Linked DNA regions of Mus musculus: region 2 is linked to region 1. A link is a loop called in an ENCODE intact Hi-C map of the cell type or tissue named here. Cell type or tissue: left cerebral cortex. All regions are shown on one strand. Links, peaks and the distances in the headings refer to the core of each region. The heading gives the core; the rest is flanking DNA. Region 1 overlaps Armc7 (armadillo repeat containing 7). Region 2 overlaps Nup85 (nucleoporin 85).

Evidence for each region. Hi-C counts contacts between places; a loop is a spot of excess contacts. Peaks named below come from ENCODE experiments on the same cell type or tissue, not always from the same donor. Only the 100,000 strongest peaks of a DNase experiment are listed, where the experiment ranks them.
Region 2: a loop joins it to region 1, with 2.1 times the contacts of the local background. A loop is called at or near these places in 1 of 42 quality-filtered maps.

What each region holds. Positions count from the first base shown.
Region 1 is chr11:115,479,040-115,487,855 of GRCm38, reverse strand. The region is part of intron 2 of Armc7 (armadillo repeat containing 7); the gene reads right to left. Among named protein-coding and RNA genes, the nearest start is that of Armc7, 7.8 kb to the right of the region's middle. In left cerebral cortex, for the core only: CTCF peaks have their summits at 1,868, 2,067 and 3,914 (motif pointing left); DNase peaks (open chromatin) are centred at 2,498, 3,936, 4,279, 5,821 and 2 more places; H3K27ac peaks cover 3,027 bases.
Region 2 is chr11:115,579,071-115,587,800 of GRCm38, reverse strand. It overlaps Nup85 (nucleoporin 85), which reads right to left. Exons shown (of 19, transcript NM_001002929.4): 12 at 7,214-7,297; 13 at 7,006-7,071; 14 at 6,729-6,880; 15 at 5,942-6,059; 16 at 5,762-5,862; 17 at 4,773-4,924; 18 at 4,374-4,475; 19 at 3,877-4,080. The coding sequence ends at 3,979. It overlaps Gga3 (golgi associated, gamma adaptin ear containing, ARF binding protein 3), which reads left to right. Exons shown (of 17, transcript NM_173048.3): 13 at 85-395; 14 at 600-805; 15 at 1,316-1,485; 16 at 1,605-1,715; 17 at 1,961-3,546. The coding sequence ends at 2,071. Among named protein-coding and RNA genes, the nearest start is that of Nup85, 19 kb to the right of the region's middle. In left cerebral cortex, for the core only: no CTCF peak of the experiment used is centred there; a DNase peak (open chromatin) is centred at 4,548.

The DNA.
Region 1 (8,816 bases), core at 260-8,259:
TAAAAACCTGGCCTCCGTAGGACCCCATGGTGAACACGCAGCATTCACACACAGATATATGGTGTACACACAGCACTCACACACAGATAGGCCTCATATATGAATAGAAACAAACAGACAAACCCCACAAGGACTGGAGAGACGGCTCGGCACATCCTGCTCTTCTGCCTGTAACTACAGCTTCATAGGATATGACGTCCCTCTTTGGCCTTCATCAGCACCTGTGTCCACATGAACCTACCCACCCCTCCTCCTACGCCACATACACACATACATTAAATAAAAATTTTAGAAATCCTAAAGATAAACAAAACAAAAATATAAATTTTAGAGTTTGGGAAATGGCTCAATTGTTAAAAGTACTCGGCTAAGTTTGATCCTAGCACCAATATAAATAAGCCAGACATAATTATGTGGGTCTGTAACATCTTCACTGTGGGGGTAGAGACAGGAATGTATATGTGTATGTGTGTGTGTGTGTGTGTGTGTGTGTGTGTGTGTGTGTGTGTGTGTGTGATTGGTGAGCTCCAAATTCAATGAGAGACCCTGTCTTCAAAACCCACAGCCGGGCCGTGGTGGCGCACGCCTTTAATTCCAGCACTTGGGAGGCAGAGGCAGGCGGATTTCTGAGTTCGAGGCCAGCCTGGTCTACAAAGTGAGTTCCAGGACAGCCAGGACAGCCAGGGTTACAGAGAGAAACCCTGTCTCAAAAAAACAAAAACAAAACAAAACAAAACGAAAAAACCCAACCAACCCCCAGTGCAGAGCCACAGAAGATCACCCTCAGCATTCGCCCCTGGCCTCCGTACTCAAGAACACACACATAGAAAGAATTAACTTTTGTGTGTGTGGGTGTATGTGGCAGTGTCTCACAGTGTAGCTCTAGCTGGTCTGGAACTTGCTATGTAGACCAGGTTGGCCTTGAGCTCAGAGAGATTCATCTGCCTCTGCCTCCCAAATGCCTGCGCCACCATGCTTCCCTATAACCAGATTTAGTGGAGGCGGAAGGAGAGAAAATACTGGGAGAAAGGACCGAAACTGGAGGAGGGCATTTCCAGAGTAGACATGTAGTGCAATCGAAGTCCAAGGGACCTAGGTGAGAAACCCTAGCAAAGTCTCCCAGACACAGAGACTGGACTTCTGTAACCAGGCAAGGCCTCAAGGATAGGGACTGGGCCACCAACCCAGCCAACACATCTTCAACCTTCAGTGTGTCCTGCCTGCAGTGTGTCCTGCCTGCAGTGTGTCCTGCCTGCAGTGTGTCCTGCCTGCAGTGGGTCCTGCCTGCAGTGTGTCCTGCCTGCAGTGTGTCCTGCCTGCAGTGTGTCCTGCCTGCAGTGTGTCCTGCCTGCAGTGTGTCCTGCCTGCAGTGTGTCCTGCCTGCAGTGTGTCCTGCCTGCAGTGTGTCCTGCCTGCAGTGTGTCCTGCCTGCAGTGTGTTCTGGGACAGGAGCCTAGCAGCATCACCATCAAAGAGAGCAAGGAGACTTCATGCAGAGTCTCCCAGGCAAGCGTCAGGTGGAGCCCAGAGGCACACAGAGATCAGGGAGCCTGCAGCCTCTGACCTAGGTCCTCTGCAGATGCTTGGCTGAGCTCCTGGTGCTCCTGTGGGAGTCCTGGGGGGAAGCAGGGCTTGCCCCGACTCTTGCCTACCGTGGGACCCTTTTTTGTCCTAGGGCTGCCTTGCCCAGCCTTGCCATGATGGCGTGTGCCTGCTCTTACTGCAGCTTGATATGCCGTGTTTGGTTGATGTCCCTAGGAGGCCTGCTCTTTTTGGATCTGGGAGAGAGAGAAGGTGGGAGGGAGAGACTCAGGAGAGGGGAGGAGGAGAAGGGAGAGGGGAGGGAGGGAAAACTGCCATAGGGATGAGAATATATAAAAGAATTTTTTTTTTTTAAAGATTTATTTATTTATTATATGTAAGTACACTGTAGCTTTCTTCAGACACTCCAGAAGAGGGCGTCAGATCTTGTTACAGATGGTTGTGAGCCACCATGTGGTTGCTGGGATTTGAACTTCAGACCTTCGGAAGAGCAGTCGGGTGCTCTTACCCACTGAGCCATCTCACCAGCCCCATAAAAGAATTTTTTAAGATTTAAAATATATTTTTAAAAGCTAGCTTTAGGACAGAGCTTGCATGATCTCACTTAAATAAGGACCGAAGCCATGTGAAAGCAATCCACAGGGACAAAGCTAAGAGCTGTGCCCACCTGGGGTATGTGGGAGAAACAAGACACAGCTTGACTAAGGAGCTGCTGGTGCACATGGGAGCACACCTTAATGGACTCAAGGATTAATTAAACTGCCACTTGTGTCCATTCATCAGACGCCCAGATAGTTACAAACCAGAAAGGGTGGACCGGGCGTGGCTGCGGTGGACGCTTGCGAGGGCTCCTGGGCTCCATCCTAGTACCACCAAAAAGAAAGAGAGGAGAGCAAGCCCTGACTAGCTGAAGAATTTGCTTTGGGCGGACAGAGATGGGGGCGGGGTGGAAGAGCTAGAGGCAAGAGGCAAAGGCTGGGCTCTGTTGGACACCAGTAACCATAGAAACCCCTGAAAGATGGAACCTGAGATGAGAGAGCTGGACTTGGAGAAACAGGCGACAAGTAGGAGCTGGTGCTGGGAAGGGCTCAAAGGGATTTCCTGGGGGTTAAAACGGTGGGCAGGCGGTGGGAGCGCATGGCTTTCATCCCAGCACTTGGGAGACAGCTAGATGCAGGCAGATCCCTGAGTTCAAGGCCAGCCTGGCCTACACAGAGAGACAAGAAAGTGAAAACAAAAATAAGGTGTCAGTGAGATTGCAGGTAAGGGTACCTGAGCATGCCTGGTAACCAAAGTCCAACTCAGGGACCCACGTTAGGGTGGGAGGAGAACACTGACTCCGCACAGTTGTCCTGTGACCCCCACATACATGCAATGGCATGTATACACGCCCCTCCCACATTACATGCACAATCATAATGCAATACATTTTTATAAAAAAATAAACAAAAAAGCCTCACTGGGCACTAATCTGTTCTTAGGTTTTACTTCAGCACCCTGAAAATGCTTGTTGCCGGCTGTGAGTAAGAGGAAAATACACACGAAACGTACTTCTATTGATGTATATATGCATGTATGCACATGATAAGGCCTTCCTGTGTAGCCCTGGAGGGCCTGGAATTCCTCCATGTAGACTAGGCTGGCCTTGAACTTCTGGAGATCCACTAGCCTCTGCCTCCCAATGCTGGGATTACATCATGGACCACCATGCTGGGATCACTTTCTTGAATTCTGGAAATCCTGTACCATACTGGTCAGCTGTGTCAATTAAAACACACATAACTGTTAGGCCTAAAATAAACCTGCTTTATCTCAAACTAGAAGAGACACTCTGCCTAGGGCTCCCAAGTAGCTGGGACTGTGTACACCCGACATTATACTTTACTGGAAAAGAAAATGACAGGGGCGGAGAGGTGCTTCAGAGGTTAAGCCTGACTGATCTTTAAGGGTCCAGGTTCAATTCAGCACCAACATGGCAGCTCACAACTGTCTATAGTACCAGTTCCAGGGGATCCAACACCCTCACACAGACACACACGCAGGCCAAACACCAAGCACACACACACACACACACACACACACACGAATGAATGAATGAATGAATGAATGAATGAATGAATGAGGAAAAACAACTCTCTTAAATGTCAAAGATATTATTAATTACAAGAGAAATACTTTAGGAGGCAAAGGCAGGCAGATCCCTGAGTTCAAGGCCAGCCTGGTTTACTGAGTGAGTTCCAGGACAGCCAGGGCTATACAGAGATACCCTGTCTCGAAAAAACAAACAAACAAACAAACAAACAAAAAAAGAGAAATACACTGTTGGTTTCCAAAGAGGCTGTAGAGAATTTAGCCATTGAGCACTGCTGCCCCCTGGTGGCAGTGACGTGTATCGCAAGATCTACGAAGCCAATTTAACCAGACTTCTCAGAGGAATGAATCCTGCTTTAGCAACAAATCTGTCAAAGTGCCCTGTGGCACCCTGAGGATCAGTTTTCAGAGAAGCAAAATCCTCCTGTGGTCTTTGCATCTGCATGTTGGCCTGGGATGGACAGGAGTACACGATGTTTTTAACCAGAGCTTCCGCTCCGTTCTTTTATTCACTCTTGAGTGTTACCCTGGCTTTAGAGCTGGTGTCTCAATCCATCCACTTCTCAGCCGAAGTCGCAATCACCAGCAGCTTTCTCGTGACTAAGACCACTGCCCAGTGGCTGCTAGTTCCTCTGTGAGCTTTGGGCACCACCAGGTGCAGCAGGCAAACTCCTAACTGCAGAGATGGGCGCAGCCAGGCTTCTCAGGGAGATCAGCACCGTAAGTGCTCCCACCAGGCGCTCCAAGGCGGACAGTGCTTTCAGCAGCAGAACAGGTGCTTGGCAGTGCTCCCCTCTTAGTGCCAGAGGCAGTCCAAGGTCGGAAATGACAACGGCCATTGAATCTGCATCCAGCTCCCACTGGGACTCTCCTCTTAAGTCACATATGACAAATACAAGAGCATCGAGATCGACACAGAGCCCCAGAGACAAAAGGCTGAGAGCTGGAGCCGCACTTGCACTTGAAACCTGAGATTTAGACTGTGTGAAGACGGCAGGAAAGGGAAAACAAAACAAAACAAAACAAAACAAAACAAAACAAAACAAAACAAAACAAAAAACAGTGGTGAAACAGACAGATCCTGGGGGCAACTGCCCAGAGCAGACCCAGTCTCCCATAGCGCCTCCAAGCTGGCAGAGGAGCATCTGAGGTGCCCTGTGCTGGCAACACTGCCTTCTGGGGCTGTCTGGAACCTGGAGGAACATCTCTGTGACTGGGCAGTTTTCTCCAGAGTCAACAGCCTACTGTAGAGAAGCTCTATGGCTCGCTCCCCAGCAGAAGCATGGCCACTGTCACCACTCAGAGGGCAACAACAGTGCGGCAGACTTGGCTTTTAAGACAGTGTAGCCTTGGCTGTCCTGGAACTCAGTCTGTAGACCAGGCTGGCCTTGAACTCACAAAAATCCAAATTTCTGTTTCCCAAGTGCTATGATTAAAGGTATGTACCACACAACCACCTGGTTTGTTTATTTGATGTATACGAGTACACTGTATCTCTCTTCAGGCACACTAGAAGAGGGCTTTGGATTCCATTAGATGGTTGTGAGCCACCACATGGTTGCTGGGAATTAAACTCAAGACCTCTGGAAGAACAGACAGTGCTCTTAACTGGTGAGCCATCTCTCCAACACCCTACTTTTTATTCTTTTAAACCACAGTACTCATTATGTAGATCCTAGCTAGCCTGGAACCTACAGAGATCCTCTGGCTCTGCACCCTGAGTGCTGGGACCACAGGGGTGCACTTGCAGAGGGTTCTAAGAAGGGGTCCTGTAAACTGAGGCTTGCCTCAGACTCATTATATAACTGAGGCTGACCATGAACTCCCGATCCTACTTCCTCCTACTCTGGGGCCGGTTTTAGATGCTTTAGATTATCTAGAATAGCATGCCTCTAGAAGAGCAGGGATCCAGAGCCAGTAAGATCTAGACAACTGGGCTCCCTTAGCCCAGGTACAGAGGGCCCCATAGGGATGTTCTGAAGACCCCTAGATTCCACCCAGAGCCCACCAATCTCCTTTCATCTGAGGCTCCATCCCTCAGCCTACAGCTGCACCAGCCTCTTCTGGGTCCTGCCGCCTACAGTGAATTCCCTCAGCATTGCACTTAACAGAGCATCTGCTTGTGGAGGCTGAGGCCAGATGGAATTTTTTTTTCTGTCGTTGGTTTTTTAAGACAGGGTTTCTCCATGTAGTCCCAGCTGGCCTTGAACTCATGGAGATCTACCTATCTTTATCTCCCAAGTGCCAGGATTAAAGACTTGGGCTCCCAGCCATAGCTGGGATTTCCATGTGTCTCAGAGCGCCTGCACTGAGAAAAGATGGGAGGCTCTGTATCCTAGTCCTGTATTCCACAAACATCAAGAAGAGTGCGGTGTCTCTGAAAACTCTAAATCACACTGTGATGTATTCAGAGATAAAAAGTGTCACTGAGCTGTTAAGCTATTCAACTGAGTCTCTGGGTTACAGGAAATGGAGGAGACAGAAGGAGGAGCTAAGTCACTGCTGCGTACACAGTAGCTCCCCACCACACGTGAGGCTGTAACACAGGTGGAGGGCTGGATGTGCTATGCACAGCCTACACATACACCTACCATTGTCACTTTATATCTCTGTGAACCAGGGCTCTCAGCACTGACCTTGTCACAGCAAAGCCATCAGAACTCTGAAAACCACTGAGGATGGTCTATGTCCCATAGTCTCAGCATTCAGCCAGGTTTGCGTGTATGAAAAATGAACCATCCATCTTCTTAGTGTGCAAACACTGTCCTTAATAAATAGTAAAATCATACCTGTACCAGATCCCTGCCCCCTTGGACAGGGAGGGTCTCATGTAACTCAGGCTGGCCTCAAAGTTGTCCTGGTTTTTTTTTTTTTTTTTTTTTTCGAGACAGGGTTTCTCTGTGTAGCCCTGGCTGTCCTGGAACTCACTCTGTAGACCAGGCTGGCCTAGAACTCAGAAATCTGCCTGCCTCTGCCTCCCGAGTGCTGGGATTAAAGGCATGCGCCACCATGCCCGGCCAAAGTTAATTAGCTGAAAATCATCCAAGATTCTTGGTTCTCTTGCCTCCACCTCCCAAGTGTATTTTATATAGCGCTCTCTCTCTCTCTCTCTCTCTCTCTCTCTCTCTCTCTCTCTCTCTCTCTCTCTGTGTGTGTGTGTGTGTGTGTGTGTGTGTACAAGCAGTGGTGGCATAGGCCTTTAATCCCAGTACCCAGGACAGAGGCAAGTAGATCTGTAAGTTTGAGTCCGGCTTGGTCTACATTGAGAATCCCAGGACAGCCAGGGCTACACAGAGAAACCCTGTCTTGTACACTGCCCCACAATTTTTATTCTCATGCAAAAAGGGCTCCTGAGTGGGAAAAGTCTGAGAAGCCCTGAGCTAAATGATATCTTTGAGAGGAAGGAGACATACAGGGAAGAGGGACATCCTACAGATGTGGGGTAGACCATGCAACCATCAGTGATACGGACGGACGCGTCACCTGTGTAGATACTGTAATCATTGCCCTCCAAACAGCACAGCCCGAGGTCATGTTCTTTTACTTTTTTTTTTTTTGGTTTTACGAGACAGGGTTTCTCTGTGTAGCCCTGGCTGTCCTGGAACTCACTCTGTAGACCAGGCTATCCTCGAACTCAGAAATCCGCCTGCCTCTGCCTTCCAAGTGATGGGATTAAAGGTGTGCACCACCACTGCCTGGCACGAGGTCATGTCCTTTATGCCTCCTGAGTGCCGGGACTGAAGAAGACACATGGCAACACCCAGGGCCCAGAGCTGTCACTTTCATCAGTACGGCTGTGACTGTTTGTAAGAGACATGCCCACCGTGCTCGCTGACGAGTGATGCTCCCTCAGGAGGGGACAGAGAGACCGTTAGACCTCTCTGAATTCCTAAGGATTCCTCTTGCGTCTCACTTGTACGCGACTGTGTGCTAACTGCTTGTGGCCGTGGAGGTGCTAGGGTCTGTAGTGGTGGAAAGTTACTGAGAGGGCAGGGGTTCCATTTCTGCAGCTAGAGGGAACTCATCCTTTGTGCTGGGCAAGGCTTTTAGTAGGATAGCTGCTATCTATCGGCTCACCCACGTTCTGTAAGCAGGCCCAATAAAACCAGTGGTTACGTGAGATACACTTTGGTGGGATCTAAGTTTGGTGGTTGCTGGTGCCCTACAGGGGAGGCAGGTGTCTGCTTACATCTCCCCTGCCACAGACTCTCCAAACCTAAGGATTCCAGGAGGCTTAAGGTGCTGGAGAGAAGGCTCACTGGGGAAGGGCCCTTGCTGCCAAGCCGCGCAAGCTGAGCTTCACTCCCTGACCCCCACGGTGGAAGAGGAGAACTCAGCCCTGCGTGTTGTCCCTGGACCGCCATGTTCCTATCACAGCACACACATAAACACAGACACACACTAAATAAATGTAAAAAAAATTTTAAAAGAGATTTAAGATAATTTATGTAATATCCTCTGTCCCAAGAGTATACTACGGAAGGAGAGGGGGGCAGCTTGATAATGGAGACTTCTGATACAGTTGCTCACCAGGTCATGAAGGTGAATCGAGAGGTACGTCACACTGGCACTAAATGATCCTAACAGGAGTTCCAGGCTAGCCAGAGCCTGTGTCAGACACAACAACAAAAACACCCAAATAAGGCCTGATGGTAAAGCCACGTATGTCATATGGGGTCTTGGGCCAGAAAAAAGTGTATCAGGGAAAAACCAAAGGTCATATGAATACTATGAATAAAGACCTGCTAGTGGTGATGTATCAATGCCAGCTCATTAACTATAGCAGATAAACCAGTGCGAGGAGTTAAGAACAGGAAAAAGAGGGTGTGAATGTGTGGCAACTCTTTATCTTTGGATTTTTTTCGTTTTCTTTCTTCTTTGCTGAGAAAGAGTCTTGAGTGGCTCAGAACTGGACTTGCTATGTGGCTGAAGGTGGCTCTTGAGCTCTCTGTCTGCCTGTCCCTACCTCCTGCATGCTGGGATTACAGGCACAGACCACCACACACTCTATTGAGTTACACTCCCAGTCTCTTCAAGTTTTCTCAACTTGCTATAAAATAAAACGTTTATTTGGAACATAAAGAGGTCTCTGTAAGGAACAAAGTCAGATGAAATATGCAGGTCCTGCACTGGATCCTAGTTACAAACCAACCATCAAAAAATGTCCCTTTGGGTCTGCAGGT
Region 2 (8,730 bases), core at 1-8,000, 100 kb before region 1:
TCACAATGGGTACCTCAGAAGGCCCGGTGGGTGATGGCCTCGTCCCTTCTGGGTCTCTGCTCACTTGATATTTCTGTTGTACAGAATGAACCACCATCAGATCTGGACTTCTTCAGTCCCAGGCCAGTGCCTGCGGCCTCCTGCCCCTCAGATGGACCCCAGCTCCCTCCCCCAGTTTCTACCTCAAGTATGTCCCAAGCTCCACTGCCTGCTGCCTTCCCAGCTCCTGTGGTCCCAGCCAGTGCACCAACCCACAGCACTGGCTCCTTCATGTTCTCTTCTGGACCTGCCCCAGCCTTGGCTCCAAAGGCTGAGCCCAAAGGTCCAGAATACCCCAGCTCCAGCACCTCGCACCGCCTAGATGCCCTTGATCAGCTTCTGGAAGAGGCCAAAGTGTAAGGGATAGAAGAGGGTGGCTGAGCGTGGGGTGTCGTATATATAGGACCAAAGGGAGGCTTCATAGGATGGGGGATGTGGATCCTTTTTGGTACTGTGAGTCAGGCTGGAAGCTAGTGGCCTGAGGTAGCTAGACACTGGCTTTGGTTGAGGGGTTGCCTAGCATTCTAACCATCTTTCTGACTTGCCTTCCTTGGCCCCAGAACCTCAGGCTTGGTGAAACCTGTTTCTTGCTTCTCTCCTGGGCCCACTGCCTCCCCGCTGCTGCCTGCCTCTGCCCCAGCCAGACCTCTCCTGCCCTTCTCCACTGGGCCCGGAAGCCCTCTCTTCCAGTCCCAAGGCAGCCCTCAGAAAGGCCCAGAGCTCTCCTTGGCCAGTGTCCATGTGCCCCTGGAATCGATCAAGCCTAGTAAGTGCTGAGGACAGGCGCTCAGCCTCAGCTGTGGTGTTGGTAGGGTGTGATCAGTGGATTCTTTCCATACAAAAGTCCCTGACTGACTGTTAAGGGTCCGCTTGCCTGCAGTCTCACATCTTTTCTAAAGATTGTATTTTTATTATTTATGATTGTTTGTGTGCCTTGGTGTATGCATGTGCTTGACGTGTGCCCACAGAGGTCAGAGGGTTTCAGGCTTCCTGAAACTGGAGTTACAGGCAGTGGTGAGCCGACCGACATGGGTTCTGGGAACCTAGATCCTCTGCAAGAATGATAAGTGTTCCTAACCACTGTCCCATCATCCCTGTAGCCCTCTCAGCTCCTTACAGCAGCTGTGTGACCTTGGTCCTCTCCGGTACTCCACAGGGCAACCGTCCTCAGCTGTTCCAGCTCTCCTCCATCCCATTGGCTTTAGTAGCACTCGGGCTCTGCAGGGCCCTTGCCATGCTCCCCTACCACACTCACTCATGTAACACCTTCTTACAGGCAGTGCCCTTCCCGTGACAGCCTATGATAAAAATGGCTTCCGCATCCTTTTCCACTTTGCTAAGGAGTGTCCGCCAGGACGGCCTGATGTGCTGGTGGTGGTGGTTTCCATGCTGAATACGGCTCCGTTGCCAGTCAAGAGCATAGTGCTGCAGGCTGCAGTGCCCAAGGTAGCTTCCTTTCCCTTACCTTGAACCTACCGTGTTGACTGCCTTTCAGTAGCCAGCAGGTGTCTGTCTCTGAGACACCCGGACCATTCTCTTCAAAGGAGCTTCTTTTTTGTCTTCAGTCAATGAAAGTGAAGTTGCAGCCACCCTCTGGGACAGAACTTTCCCCATTTAGTCCTATCCAGCCACCTGCAGCCATCACCCAGGTCATGCTGCTGGCCAATCCAATGAAGGTAAGCGTGAGAGAATCTATGAAACCCACCTGGGATCACAGGAAGTACCCTGTGAGGCTCTGTCAGGAAGTCCTGGCTTGACCTGCAGCAGTAACCCCTCTATCCCACGTTAAGGGACTGAGCATGGGTGGACATGGTGATGCAAGATGGATCCTTCCTGGCAGAATCATGGGCGTGGCAGGGAGACAATGTCTTGGCAGAGGGAATTCCTGTACTGATTCTCATCTGCAGCCCTCTTATTACAGGAAAAGGTGCGGCTTCGATATAAACTGACCTTTGCTTTGGGGGAGCAGCTGAGCACAGAACTGGGTGAAGTGGACCAGTTTCCTCCTGTGGAGCAGTGGGGGAACCTATGACCCCAGCATATGTTGCCATCTCTACTTGGAAGGCAAGCAGCCCTGAGACAGGCTCTAGCTAGTCCAGCCACTGTACACCCTGAACAGCGTTTATAGCTTGGTGTGGATCGGAGCCCTGGACACTTCTGTCAGGAACCAAGCTGCTGCTTTGGTCACCTCTTCCTGGGCCCCTAAAAGGACCTGTCTTATCTACCTGTGTGACTTGAAGTAGCCGTACTGTGTGGGTGATGAGTCCCCTGTGGCTTCATTGGCCACTCTGGGATGGTGGACTCTGGGCCCAGAGTAGGATTTCCTTTTTTTACTGGCATTCCTTGATATCAGGGAGAGGGCTCTGAACGGTGCCTCTCCAGCCCCTGTAAGAACTGCATCTTTACACTCGAAGAGGCATGGCTTAGGAGACTGTACCTCCCCTTGGCGGTCCCTGGTTCTTTGCTGATAGGCACTGCTGCTCCCTGAACTAAAGTGGGCAGCAGTGGCCCAGAGTGAGAACTGTGGAGTACTGTAGTCTTCACTTTCTGCAAGCAGCAGCATCCTGCAGTGGCTACTGAGTGAGTGATGTGCTTACAGTGGCAGGTTGTGTCCTATGGACATCCTAGCAGGACGGGGAGCTTGGCCGGATAGCCTCACTAGGGACAGGAAGGAAAACGGAAGTGCCAATGTTTCCCTTCAGAGGCAGGTACTGTGGCTTTCTGGGAAAGGCGTACCTCCTGCAGTGGGAATAGGCCGTCCTACTCACTACCTCTTGCTTGGCATGAAATAAACTGCTGTGCTCCCCATAAGCCTTTCAGGGGAGGACACCTCCTGCCACTCTGCATCCTGCTTTGGTCACTCCTTCTCCCTGCCACACAGTATGTGGTGTGGCACCTATGGCTGGACCCAGGAAGTCTCAGGGTCACACACATTGCACTAGACTTTTATGCTGCACCCAACACCCTCTTTTCCCCAGCTAAAGAGGGGCACTGTCAGCGACATGTTGGGTCTGGAGATGAGAGGTCTGTGATTAAACTGAGTTTCCAGACCCTATTGCTTCTACAGTGCTGTGCCTCAGCCAGCATAACCCAGTTGCTCCAGGCCAGAGACGTTTAGGCTGATCGGGAACTCGGCTGCCATACTAGTCTACTGGGCCCTGCTGTCCGTATGCTGTCGCCACTACATCTTTGGAGCTCTGTCTAGAGGTCATCTGGCCTACCTCCCAGCTATTGTCCTTAGCTAGCAGGTTTTACAGTTTCCTTAGGACAGGTTTAAAAGAGATAATCATTTTCACTGATGATGGAATAAATCCAAGAGCTTTCCAGAGACTGGTTACTTCGGTGCTGGAACATCTATGGGATCACTGTCAATACGGTCATTAAAGATTTAAATTATGAGTGTTGCTCACTACTACTGAGGTCACTGCTTCAGTCAGTACAGCTGTACTGGTTGTACCACCTCCTGCCCTTGTTTTGCTGCATGTGAAATAAAACCATTTCACCCTGCTTGGCATCTTTCAATACAGAGCACAGCGGTGGGACACCATGCTATGAATTCCAACTAGTTTCTGAAACTTGTGTTTAAAGAAGCTAACCAAAGAAATTAGAGGGTGTTCCAAGGTCACTGGCTGAGTTGGGTAAGGCCTCAACCTCATCTGGGCAGGATTAATCCCCTTGCACCAGTCCCGTGGGTCCCTGGCTTCTCTAATGAGACGGAGCAGGGCTATTCTCTATCAATGAGCTCTTAAGCCAGGAGTGGAAACATCCATCTTAAAGGCAACTATTGTTCATTTTGCAATGTCAGGTTCAGAATAGACAATTTTAAAACCTCCTTGGTAGGATTAACAATTGGTCTTATATTTGCAAAACAATTTATTCTTTAAAATCTATTTACATTGCCATACAAAGTTACTATATTGCAACTGTCCTCATCTTCTCTCAGGAACCCTCCAGTGAGCCTTCCCTTATAATTGCCCGAGCAAGATTCCGGGCAAGAGCCAGTCTCAGCATCTCCACCTTGGTGGTCTCTATGTCGTCATCCTAAAGAGCAGAAAAACAGTGTGAGGAGCAACAGGCAGCATTCCAGGAGAGCATGGAGCCATCTGAACCTACGATTACAGTTCAGAATATGACCAGTATAGCATACTAAGTTTGGCTCTGCAGTGGGAAGACTTGCTCCTAAAAGTTGGTGTTACAGAACAGGTTAATAGCTAAAAGGCACATGAATTCATAAAAAGGCTAATGTTTCAAGATGGCAGGATAATGGGAGGAAATCCTGAGACAGAAATCTTTCCCCACTTCAACACAATCATCTTCCCAGGAGTTAAAATGACCTGCAGTCGCTGGGCATCAGGTTCACCACACTCTGGCCTCCCTGAGGCCAAGTCTTCCAGGCACCGCATCAGCTCATATGTCTGCTCTGCTGAAAAAATCACCTAGGGGAAAGAGGCTGCGTCACTCAGCTGCTCCACAGGCACAGCTCCAAAGTCTTCAGGGAGAAATATTTGCATACAGAGCCCTGGGCTGCTGGTATGCTCCTAAGTCTTACATCCATCCCTCTAGTGAGGCATCTTCCAGCTGTTCTGAAATGAATAGTGGATTGGTGCTCGAGCCTTGGACACGTGTACACGGTACTGCTTAGGCGTAAATGAGCTTCTGTATGGCTGCAGAAGCCAGCTGAGGAAGACCACCAAAGGCACAGAACAGATAGGTCAGATGTGATCAAGTATTACCTGTTTCTGTTCCAAAAGAGGAAGGGCATCTGTGAGCAGAGTCATCCAGAAAGAACGAGGTGCAATCTGAGAGGTCATGAGGGACAGCAGAAGAGAAGCAGCGTCACCAAAGCGCTTCTCCCCGTACAGTCTGTGGAACTCCCGGTACTTTCCTGTTGAGGGGTGTGAGTTCACCTCAAAATTCCTCTCTACTTACCTGATACTTAGAAAAGCTATCCTGGCTTTAAACTAGGACTCCATATACCTGGAACTGTTTCTAGAACAGTTTCAAGTTCACAAATCAATGAAAGGTAGGATTCAAGGATTTTTATGAGCACCAGCCTTGGGGAAGTGTCAGTAGTGCAGTGAGAGATCAGTTAGAGCGCTGGAAAGATGGTTCTGCTAATCGTACTCACTCTTCTTGTACAGAAGACATGAATCAATGCCCAACACCCACATGCCAGCTCACAACTGACCAACTCCAGTCCCATGGGACCCTCCTCTAGCTTCTGCAAACACCAGGCCAATATGTGGTGAGCACCCATACACAAAACAAAAGTTTAAGAAGATTAAAATACTCCACGAATCCTGGTGATGTACATGAGGTAGAGGGTCTGAGACACTAATCTCTTCCTGCAGTGAACTGCCAGCTCACACAAGCAACAAAAAAATCTCTGGTGGAAGCATGATGGGAATTGGACATGGATACCATACCAAACTCTTCCAGGCTCATAATCCCAGCCTTGGGGAGGGAAAGCTAAAAAACTTCTCTGTGTGAGAGGCTAGCCTGGGCAGCCAGAGAGGTACACAGTGCCACCCTGTCTTCAAAAAATGAGTATGAAAAGTGTATATAAAATGTGTTTCTCATGCTATTTATTTCCCTAATTTTGGAATTATTGGGAAACAAAATGTTACTAAACTATGCAAAGGCTAACACATGCAAAGGCTGGCTGTCCATCTCCCCAAGTGTCCACTCTGGAATACCCAGGGGAAAGAATGACAAGACTCACCCAGAAACGTCAGTCGATCACTGAGCATCATGGCTGACCCCAGATTGTCAATGAGATCCAAGTCAGAAAAGCAGCCTCTCTCACAGTAATCCCGGAGGAATCTGCAGGGCCCAACCCAAAGATGAGAGCAGCAATCCTAGGCCCACCTCAAGCTCCAGCCAACCACAAAGCCTCACCTACCTGTCAGATACGAGTGTGGCAAAGGCAGCATCTTTGGCACGGATGCTCCAGGAGAGTGCTGAGCCCAAGCGGTTATTACGAACAGCCTTCATGGCCAAGATCTTACAGATGCTTTTAACTTGCAGGAGAAAGGACAAAGGGCAAAGGCTCACACCTTATAATCCTCCTGTGAAAAGCCCTGTGGGGACAGGCTCGGCCTTCCGACAGCCTCACTACAACCTAAAGTACTCAATCTACAGCTAAGTGAGAAAACCAGAAACTTCCGTTTATTCTTTGTCTTTCCTTTGCTCATACCACAGATGACCCACTCACTAGACTGGCTTTCTGAGTGTTTGTCCTTGGGTGGCAAAAAAGATCTTGGTTTTCCTCCACATTAATAGTCCCACCGTTATCTGTCCTGAGACCACACAAATCTCATCTTCCTTTGTGTGCAAGTGACTCTCATTCAGCAGCAGTGGGAGGATGGCACAAAGCTGTTGACACCTATTCCTATCGCTGTGTGCTCCTGCCAAGCTTCCCCACTGGTCCAGGCTTTGCTGGTAGCAACCTCCCACCTACATAGGACTCTCAGCTCTGACCACAGGCTCTGAGAACCTAAAGTCAAAGGGCCGGATTTTCCTGTTTCAAAGGCCAACCCCAGCAGGCTCTCCTGCCCTCCCTGATGTCTTGGCATGTACTGCACACTGTCTCTCCAGTATGCAGAAGCGAGCTGTCACAGAGTAAGCACTGCTCAGCCTAGGGATGCCCTGACAGCCCAGCGGACAGGTTGGGGGAAGTGCCTTATCACCTTGCTCAGTCATCTGCCGCTGCTCACAAATCCTCAGCACCTTCAAGGCTTTCTGCTCTGTGTTGAGAGGAATCCGCTCAATGTGCAGCTCCAAGGAAACTCGGCCTAGCTCCGGGCAGTAATCAAAGTAGTCCACCCCCAGCTGCCACAGGCTATGGTGGAAGGAATGCAGATGGTGAGAGGCTACCTGGTTGCCCTATGGCTCTGGGCATTGCCACCTGACGCTCATCCTCCTCAGCCCTCTGAACCAGCACGGAGCAGTGGGGCTTCCTCCTACCTGTGGTGAGCAAACAGTCCTGAGGCGTACTCCAGCAGGAGGAATTCTCTCATGTTAGAACCAAAACTGGGGAAAAAACAACAACACAGGACTGCAAGCCTGCCCACTCACTTTGTGGCTCCTGCAGCCTACCTGCTCCTAGTCTACTGGCCGCCCCCCTCAAAAGCCTGGTGATGTAAGAAAGGGTCAGTGCATCTGGCCAACTTACTAGAGATTGTGTGACTGGAGGAGTCTGCAGTGATCCAAAAGGTCTGTGAGGTGAGCTACGAACCACCAGTTGCTCAGGGCGATGCTGAAAATCCAGACACCAAGGCAAAAAGGGAAAGAAGTCAAAGTCACATGACTGAGGAGTCGGAAACCCACACATCCTGTGCTGCCAAAAGACTGGAAGGAGGGCTGGAGAGATAGCTCAGTGGTTAAGAGCACTGGCTGCTCTTCCAGAGGTCCTGAGTTCAATTCCCAGCAACCACATGGTGGCTCACAACCCTCTGTAATGGGATCTGATACCCTCTTCTGGCCTGGAGGCATACATGCAGGCAGAATGCTTTATACAAAAATAAATCTTAAAAAAAAAAAAAAAAAAAAAAAGAAAGAAAGAAAGAAGACTAAATGGGTCGAACAGAGAAATGGCTAAGGGAAAAGGGACCTGAGCCGGGTGGTGGTGGCGCACGCCTTTAATCCCAGCACTTGGGAGGCAGAGACAGGCGGATTTCTGAGTTCGAGGCCAGCCTGGTCTACAGAGTGAGTTCCAGGACAGCCGGGGCTACACAGAGAAACCCTGTCTCGAAAAACCAAAAAAGGAATTTCACTTCAGTGAAATTCACTTCACAGGGAATTTCACTTCAGTGAAATGGCCAATTCCTTAGAAGCCATTATCTGTTTGTACACGGTCAAACAGGAGTTCTGGGTAGTCCTAACTGTGGCTCTGAGGGCAGTACTAGATAGACAGGCCTGTAGGTGGTGAGAATGAGTCCTTCCTCACAAATAAAATGCAGGAAATTTACAAAGGAGTTTAATAGGCTATGTCTCTCCCTTTCCACCAATTGAGGCAGAGCATTCCTCCCCTGCCTGCCTCCACAGTGAATTCCTTTACAGTAAGCGATGGCATGAGACTGTCTCACCAAACCAACAATGTGTTATCACTAAAGCAGGGCACAACTATCACAAGATTTTTCACCTTTGCTTTAGACTTCCAGTCTCTAGAAGAGTGAGAAAACAAGTATCTATCCAACAATAAATACAAACCAGCAGACCTTCAGTGGTGCAGCTGCTGCCTACCTGCCTACACAGTCAGTAGTACCAAGCTAGCCCAAAAACACAAAACATGCTGGGGAGATGGTTGGTGCATAAGGATGCTTGCCCTACAAGCATGAGGGACCCCACCAGGAAATAAGCCAAGGGGAGCTGTGGATGCCTCCCACAGGGCACTGAGGAATGGACAGAAGTAGATCCTAGAGCTTGCTAACCAACCAGAGACAGTAAGCTGCTGGCTCAGTAAGTCAATGTCATGGCAACAGAGCTGTGGCCTAGAGCTGAGGCTCTCACAGTGGGCACTAACCACCACACACAGAGTGCACACACTCATATAAACAAACCAGTGAAACAAGCCCTCACATAAAAAGGAACAAAGCCCAGGAAAGAAAGTGAAAGGAAAGCTGAGAAGAACAAGCACTGTGGAGTGAATGAGGTGGCTACAGAGTTTAAAGACAGAGCTGGACACCCCCC